Regions from separate parts of the Homo sapiens genome. Here region 2 is linked to region 1. Evidence: chromatin contacts called from ENCODE Hi-C data. All regions are on one chromosome and are shown on one strand. The core of a region is the stretch at or near the end of the contact, and the rest is flanking DNA. Distances in the headings are between cores, read along the strand shown. Region 1 holds the start of VMA22 (vacuolar ATPase assembly factor VMA22). Region 2 has its middle 14 kb from the start of LINC03124.

Evidence for each region. A loop is a pair of places that touch in the nucleus more often than their neighbours do. Pooled maps may share reads with other maps.
Region 2: a map of gastrocnemius medialis shows a loop between it and region 1 (16-fold over the local background). The contact joins the enhancer-like site here to the promoter of VMA22 in region 1. A Hi-C loop is called at or near these places in 3 of 168 maps with a recorded cell type or tissue (GM12878 and gastrocnemius medialis), 2 of 37 single-sample maps with no recorded cell type and 7 of 50 pooled maps.

Annotation. Positions count from the first base shown.
Region 1 is chr2:130,340,751-130,344,240 of GRCh38, forward strand. VMA22 (vacuolar ATPase assembly factor VMA22) reads right to left here and starts at 1,414. Exons shown (of 5, transcript NM_032357.4): 1 at 1,265-1,414; 2 at 1,091-1,194; 3 at 917-999; 4 at 158-289. The coding sequence starts at 1,375. IMP4 (IMP U3 small nucleolar ribonucleoprotein 4) reads left to right here and starts at 2,147. Exons shown (of 9, transcript NM_033416.3): 1 at 2,147-2,185; 2 at 2,336-2,444. The coding sequence starts at 2,183. RefSeq lists enhancers at 1,330-1,879, 2,010-2,179.
Region 2 is chr2:131,666,350-131,670,285 of GRCh38, forward strand. No RefSeq gene overlaps it. Among named protein-coding and RNA genes, the nearest start is that of LINC03124, 14 kb to the right of the region's middle. RefSeq lists a cis regulatory region at 2,547-2,854 and an enhancer at 2,647-2,826. Within about 2 kb of position 2,687, at least 6 of the 41 ENCODE cell types and tissues checked have a DNase peak (open chromatin) inside an H3K27ac peak, as active enhancers do.

The DNA of each region.
Region 1 (3,490 bases), core at 164-2,663:
CTTTTGGAAAAAATAATGGGTGTACAACGGAAGTTTGGATGGAGGAAAACCTGCAAAGCCTTTCACAGACTAACCCCAGCCATGGCAGCAGTGCTCAAGTGTTCCCTGTGGATAGAGGGTCTGAGGGCCACAGAGCCAAACAACACGGTCCACTCACCATCCCGGAAGCTTGCTTGAGCCTGACGTAGACTGTGAGGAACTAGGATTCCAAACCAGTTCAGGGGGTCCTGAGGGGCCTCAGAGGACTCCGGTTCTGGGGTCTTAGTGGGGCCCTTGCGCCTCCGCAGACCTGAGGAAAGAAAGGTTGGAGGAGGCTGGGATCTTACTCCCTGACCTTTATCATCTTGGTGACAATGTTGAGCTTGATCTGAGCTCATGATTCTATAAAACACTGTTGGTTGGAAAATTCCAACTTTGGGGTTCCAGGAAACAGCTTACCACAAAACACAGCCTTTCCCCTTGTGATTCAGATGAGACTGTTTGTCCACTCTTTCCCGTGACTCCTGTAAGACCCACTGATGACCCTGTTTGCCTGTGACACTGATCTTACCCATTGTACCTGAACATGCCAACAGACCAGACATAGACGTTCCAACTCCCCATTCTTTGTCTCAGGATGATTAACTGGGATTAGAAGTTTGTCCCTCTGAAACTAGCTAGACACACAGATAAATATTTTCTGTTCAGCTGACTGAAATGTATGTGATTGTAAATCTATTCCCAGTGTAAAGCAACTCACCAACAATTTCTCTACTTCCTATAAAAGTCTAAGGCAAAACCACCCTACAAAAACATTCTGTTCTTCTGCTCTGGGATGCTCTCTCTTATCGCAAAAACCTAATTTAAATCATCTCCATAATTTGCATTTTGTCTTTGACACTGGGAAGGGGTTCTGCAGAAGGAAGAGGGGGCTCACCTGCTTCGCGAGGCCCCACCTCCTCTGGGGCGTGGACACCAGCTCTCACCACCTTGAACTTCTGGAGTCCCTCCTGGGCCTCGCTGAAGGACGAGAAGGGAGGATGGAGCTTTGGCAGCCCGGGCCTAGAACGCGCCCGCCCGCCCACCCAGCCCAGCATGGAAGCTTCCTCACCTGGCGTGGAGGCAGACCTGGGGCTCCATGTGGGAAGCATACTGCAGGGGCCCTACCGACTTGGCGCCCATCGCGTAGCGAGCCTTGGCGAGCGAGAGCCAGCCCTGCAGGGAGAGGAAAGCGGTGAGACTCAGTTTACGCCCGTGTACCCTCCTGCCCGCCCCAGGCGCCTACCTCCTCCACCCGGGCGTTCAACACCGTTCGTTTCCCCTCCAGCTCCTCCAGGTCCCCAAGCAGCTGCAGGACCAGCGAATCCAGCTCCGCTCGCAGGTCAAGCGCCGCCATGGACACACCTCCAGATCTGGAGCCACCTTCTTCCTTGTCACCCTCCGCAGTTTGGCAGGACAGCCAATAGGCACACGAGATCCTCCATCAAGGGGCGTTCCCATCTGGGGATCCCCACGCCGGCAGCACCAAGGCCTCTGGGTCAGCTTCTTTAAGGGCAAGCGCCCTTAGAGAAGCAGCACGGAAGCAACCAATCAACTGGTTTCTCCAATTAGCCCCCAAGTGGATCAGCCTGCTGAACTGTCGGCTAGGGTTATAGGTGGTTCTGAGTCCTTCCGGAAGCTGCCGAATCTTAGAAGTCGCGCCACTGTTGTGGCGATGGAAGAAGGCGAAGCTCTACAGAAACCATTTTGGTTGAGGGAAGAGTGGTTTTAAAGTTAATTTGGAAAGGAGCCGGCAAGCAACCTTCAGTCGGTGTGCGGTTTTTACAGTTGAACTGTTTCCAGCCGCTAATTATGATTGTTTTAGCGGTTCGTCATCTGAAAACTGCATTCTGCACGGCGGTGGTGGGGGGAGGACGAGGATGGAGAAGCCTGGGCGGACATATTTATTAGCTGCGGTCCTAAGTCACGTGTGACATTCTGTATCCAGTCTATCGGTTATCCCAAGGAGAACGCCCTGCCGGAATGGCCAATCGCCTTGAGATGTCCCCGCCCTATTCGCCATCTTAACATAGGGCATTCCCCACAGCTGCAGGCACCAGTGAAGCGTCTAAGGGACCATCTTGGTTGAGGGCGGAAGTGAGGACTGTGTCGCGCTGGAGGAGCCCACAGATTCTCCCGGACCCACGTGGAAGCGGCACTCAAGATGGTAGGAGAATGAGCTCCTGTTTCGGAGGTCCGGGGCGCGTGAAGTGCTGGGGATGTGGCTCTGGGGACTTGGAGGCTCAGCGGCTCCGGGGCTCCGGGGTTCCGGGGCTCGGGAGCGAGTAGTGAGTGACTGGGCCTGCTGTTCCCACAGCTGCGCCGCGAGGCCCGCCTGCGCCGCGAGTACCTGTACCGCAAGGCCCGGGAGGAGGCGCAGCGCTCAGCCCAGGAGAGGAAGGAGCGGCTGCGGCGCGCGCTGGAAGGTAAGGCATCGGCCCCGCGGGCGTCTGCGTGGTAAACCACCCCGGCACGCATTTGTGTTCGAATATCCGAGCGTCTTTCCAAATGCTTGCCGGCCGTTTTCCTTGCCCATTGGGTTCTCCTGTTGGTTTTGAGAGTGTTTCTTCCGTGTGATGGTATTAATTACTTGTCACTGACGTTGCAGTACCCGGGTTTTGCAGCTTGCCCGCTGTGTGCAGTGTGTCAAGTTCGTCCCAAGTTTTAAAGACTTTATCTTGTCCTGTAGAAATTCTCTTTAGAGCGGTGGCTCACTGCTGTAATCCCAGCACTTTGGGAGGCCGAGGCGGGCGGATCATGAGGTCAGGAGTTCGAGCCTGACCAACATGGTGAAATCTCGTCTCTACTAAACATACAAAAATTAGCCGGCCGTGGTGGCACGCGCCTGTAATCCCAGCTACTCAGGAGGCTGAGGCAGGAGAATCGCTTGAACCCGGGAGGCGGAGGTTGCAGTGAGCCGAGATCCTGCCACTGCACTCCAGCCTGGGCAAAAAAGCAAGACTCCGTCTCAAAAAAAAAAAAAAAAAGAAATTCTCTCTAAAGACTATCTGGATAGCGCTGGTGCTGCAGACTGCGCTGCCCATCCTCCCTGCAGGAGTTCCTCTGAGCTCCGTGGGGAACAGTGCTGGCCCCGAGTGCGCACCTGGAGCGCTGTGCTCTGCGGTAGGCAGCCTGTGGTCCAGGGCCCGCTGAAGCCATGCCTTCGAAGCGCTGTGGGCATCGTGACCAACGGTTTTGCTGTCTGAGAGCTTAAAGGTCTCTGGTCCACCATCATACGTACAGAACAGTCTATATTTCTTTTCAAAAGTAATTTTTAAGGCCGAGCGCTGTGGCTCACGCCTGTAATCCCAGCACTTTGGGAGGCCGAAGCGGGTGGATCACGAGGTCAGGAGATCGAGACCATCCTGGCTAACACGGTGAAACCCCGTCTCTACTAAAAATATAAAAAATTAGCCGGGCGCCGTGGCGGGCTCCTGTAGTCCCAGCTACTCGCCAGCCTGAGGCAGGAGAA
Region 2 (3,936 bases), core at 1,437-3,936, 1.3 Mb after region 1:
ACTACCCACATTTCAGTTACTCAATAGCCACATGTGGCTAGTGGCTACTGAACTGGCCAGCACAAATGTAGAACATTTTCATCATCATAGTTCTCTAGGCCATGGAAAACTTGCTGAACCAATTTCCAGTGTGCACATTTATTTGCATACCTAGGAGCTTTTTGACCCTGTGTTGAGATGCCTAACCAGCTTCCTGATTGACCTCCTGATATTTCTGCAAATGTGGACTAAGAGGCCAGGATTCCTCAGGGCCCAGGTGACTCAGGTTATTCAGAAATTATATTTGGACTACCAGTCCTCTGCTTGATTTGGGATGCAAAAAGGGACTTCTCTCCCTAATCACTAAAGTAGCTTTTCAAGGTCCCCCTCTCATCACGGTAAGAGTCTCATTTCTTGAGACTCTTATTTCTTTCCATGACTTATGTTTTGGAAAGAGTGGATTCAGACAGAAGAGCTGGCTCTGTGCTGGTTTTCCAGGGGTCAACCCTTTTGTCAGTGACAAGTCTGCCTCTCTACATGATGTACATTGTGTCCCACTACTGGTAATAGAAGCTCAGCAATTGATTGACTGTTAGGTTATTTTCAAAGCTCAATATTCACAATAATCTAAAAGACCCCCACATAACCATGAGGACAGACAGGGCTTTCATAACCTGCAAAAGACAAGGTGCAAATTTCTTCTTTCCATCCCAGCAACAAATCGACAACTCAGCCAGCACTTAAGTTGGGGTAAAAATTAATTAAAAGAAGAATGTATCAAGCAGAGATAAAAGAACAAAAAAGCTATTGCAGCTGTCCTCTCCATGACAGAGGCCTGTGATTTGAATTTTAATGTTTTCATCTACTTTCTGCTTTTGTGTTTCTTTTATTATTTTTTTCACTATCTCTTATTTGTAGATACAAATTTTTCATATTTAAAAGCTATTTTAAATATAATCTTTAAAAGGAGAAGCATTCTTTTTTTTAATTGCACAAAATACTGAAGGTGAGATCCACTGATTGCAATGCAATGGGACAGTATCTCTGGAAGCAATTTTATCCAGAAAAATAAATAGCTTTAAAACAATTCACAACCTTGGACCTAATACCTCTACTTCTAGGAAGCTAGCCTATGAAGGTTTCTGCTGAAGGATGTTTATCACAGTATTATTAATAATGCGAAAAAGCCAAAGAGGAGACCTAAAATGTTTCAAAGATGAAAACGGTTTGATAAAATCATTTTTTTTTGAGACAAGGTCTCACTCTTGCCCAGGCTGGGGTGCAGTGGCACAATCTCGGCTCACCGCAACCTCCACCTCCCAGGTTCAAGCACTTCTCCTGCCTCAGCCTCCCAAGTAGCTGGGAATACAGGCACCCCCACCATGCCTGGCTATTTTTTTGTATTTTAGTAGAGATGGGGTTTCACTGTGTTGGCCAGGCTGGTGTCAAACTCCTGAGCTCAGGCAATCCACCTGCCTCGGATTCCCAAAATGCTGGGATTACAGGCATGAGCCACCATGCCTGGCAATAAACAACATATTTAAACTCTAAAATGTTATGCAAGCATTCCAGGCATGCTTTGGAAAAACTATTAATCCTACAAAAGATGCTTATGTTATTATATAGACTAACAGACCAAGATTCTCCAGGACACTTACTTTGTTAAGTGTCTGAAGTAAAATACAATGCTGTATATAAAATGTGACCTCAAGTCAGGTCCCAGTCTTTTCATCTGGGAAATTCTGTTAATTATACTGCCCTTCCCCTTTATAGGTTTTCTGTAGGAGTTAAATAAAATCCACTTTGTTAATTGCTTAACACAATGCTCAACACTGGTAGGGGAGCTATAATTGTCAGCTATTGTCCTATGTGCCAAGAAAAAGACCACACAGACAGACACACACACAAACACACAAAGACACACATGGAGGGAGAGGAAGTAAAGATTAGGAAGCAGCACATAGTGTATCAGTAGACAATGGGACCACTAGTGATTTTCATATTCTTTTTTATTTTCTTTTTTATACTGCTTACATTTTCAGTGTTACATAATGAGCATGTATTACTTCTGTAATCAGAAGAAGGTGGTATAAACCTCACCTTAATATAATAAAACAAAATTACTGGCCAGGCACAGTGTCTCATGCCTGTAATCCTAGCACTTTGGAAGGCTGAGACTGGTAAATCTCTTGAGCTCAGGAATTTGAGACCAGCCTGAGCTCAGTGAGACAGTGAGACCTCGTCTCTGGAAAAAATACAAAAATTAGCCAGCGATAGTGGTGTACACCTGTAGTCCTAAGTTACCTGGGAAGCTAAGGTGGGAGGGTGGCTTGAGCCCAGGAAGTGGCTGCAGTGAGCTGTGATTGCACCACTGCACTCCAGCCTGGGTGAAAAAGCCAGACCCAGTCTCATACAAAAATAAAAACAAACAAACAAACAAAAAAGTTATTACTTAAGTCTCACATGCTGTCTTGGAGCCATCTTAGTGTTGAGGGATTCAAGAGACTGGAGAGACCAATGGGTGAGACAGGAGGATTTTATTAAAGTGACCACTTGCCCAGTGGATTTGCATCCAAAAGGCTGAGCCCGGAAAAAAGACGGGGCCTGGTTTTTAAGCATGCAGCTGTGCAAAACTTACAGGGCGGGCTTAGCAAGCTTACAGAAGCAGAACAAAGGCAGTTAATCAAACAGTGACAAGTGTATGACTCAAACATGTCTGATGACCTCTGCTGGGCCACCCAGCAGGCTCTCAGCAGATGGTAACTATTTTAGGCTTGCTCAGGCATGTCTTGTGACCTTCTCAGGGTCACACAGATGGAAAACAGGAACTTAAAAAATCCTTATAAACTTACAGAGATAGTTACAAAAATAGTTATGAGAGCAGAACAAAGAAATATTGGCCTGGGAAAGAATCTCAAAGGGGGAAGCTGATAAGAACTTGTTTTTCTCATCCCTGTTCCTGGAGTCCATTCCTTCTGGGCTCTTCCTGGCCTTGTATATAAAGTTATCTTAATTCTAGCACGGCCTTGGAGTGAGTCAGCCTGGAACAGGCAGGAACTTAGGTTTTTCTCTTTTTAATTTCTGCTTTAGTAGGCCAGGGTTCTGATTTTCACTGCTGAGAAAGTAAAGTGTGTTCAGGCTGCCCATGGTTCTGGGCCCCCCCGGGTCTCTGAGGAGGGCTGTCCCCTCCATCACAGAGAATATCAGGACACTAGCTTGTTCTAGTTATACTTACACACTCCTCTCATGTTGTCTATGGAGTGGTGGATGCTGCAGGGAGGGTGACATCCTAGTTAGTCCTAAGAGCCAGACTGCCTGAAGCTCACTATAACAAGTCCTGCCTTGGGGAAGAAGGAAGTGTGTCTCTGTGAACCTCCCACCTGGGCCGAAGGGAGGCCACTCTCTCTGCTGCCTCTCCCCAACCTTGGCCTTCTGTGCTCCTAGTGAACCTCTCACCCCCTGCCTACAGGCCTCGAATCTCAAGACCATGATGACCTCTGGTCACCCCTGAATCCAGAGCTTTCCTTTTACAAAGGGGAAACTGAGACCTGGAGCAGGGCTGATGTTCAGCCAGCGCACAACGGAATGGCCGAATTGGTGGTAAAATACTGAAATAGTTCCAGTGTGGATGGAAAGGGGCTGCTGCCCTAAGCATCTCTACTGCCCACCTCATCCCTTCCTCCAGGACCCTGGGTCAGCACCAGGAGCATCAAAGTGGCCAGGATTGGCCGGAGCCCATGCTAATGGCTCTGCCAGCCCTTCTCCCCACCAGAGAGGGCAGGGGGATTCAGGCCATCTAGAGGTAGCATTGTGACCGTATCTGCAGTAGTCAATCCTTGTGTGCCACGGTCCCTGACTTTGTTAATAAGGGCACCAGCCTACATCCCTCTGGTACTCAGTGATAAGCATCTAAAATCTTCTTAAAGAAAAAATTTAAAAAGCTTTCAAAATATATGA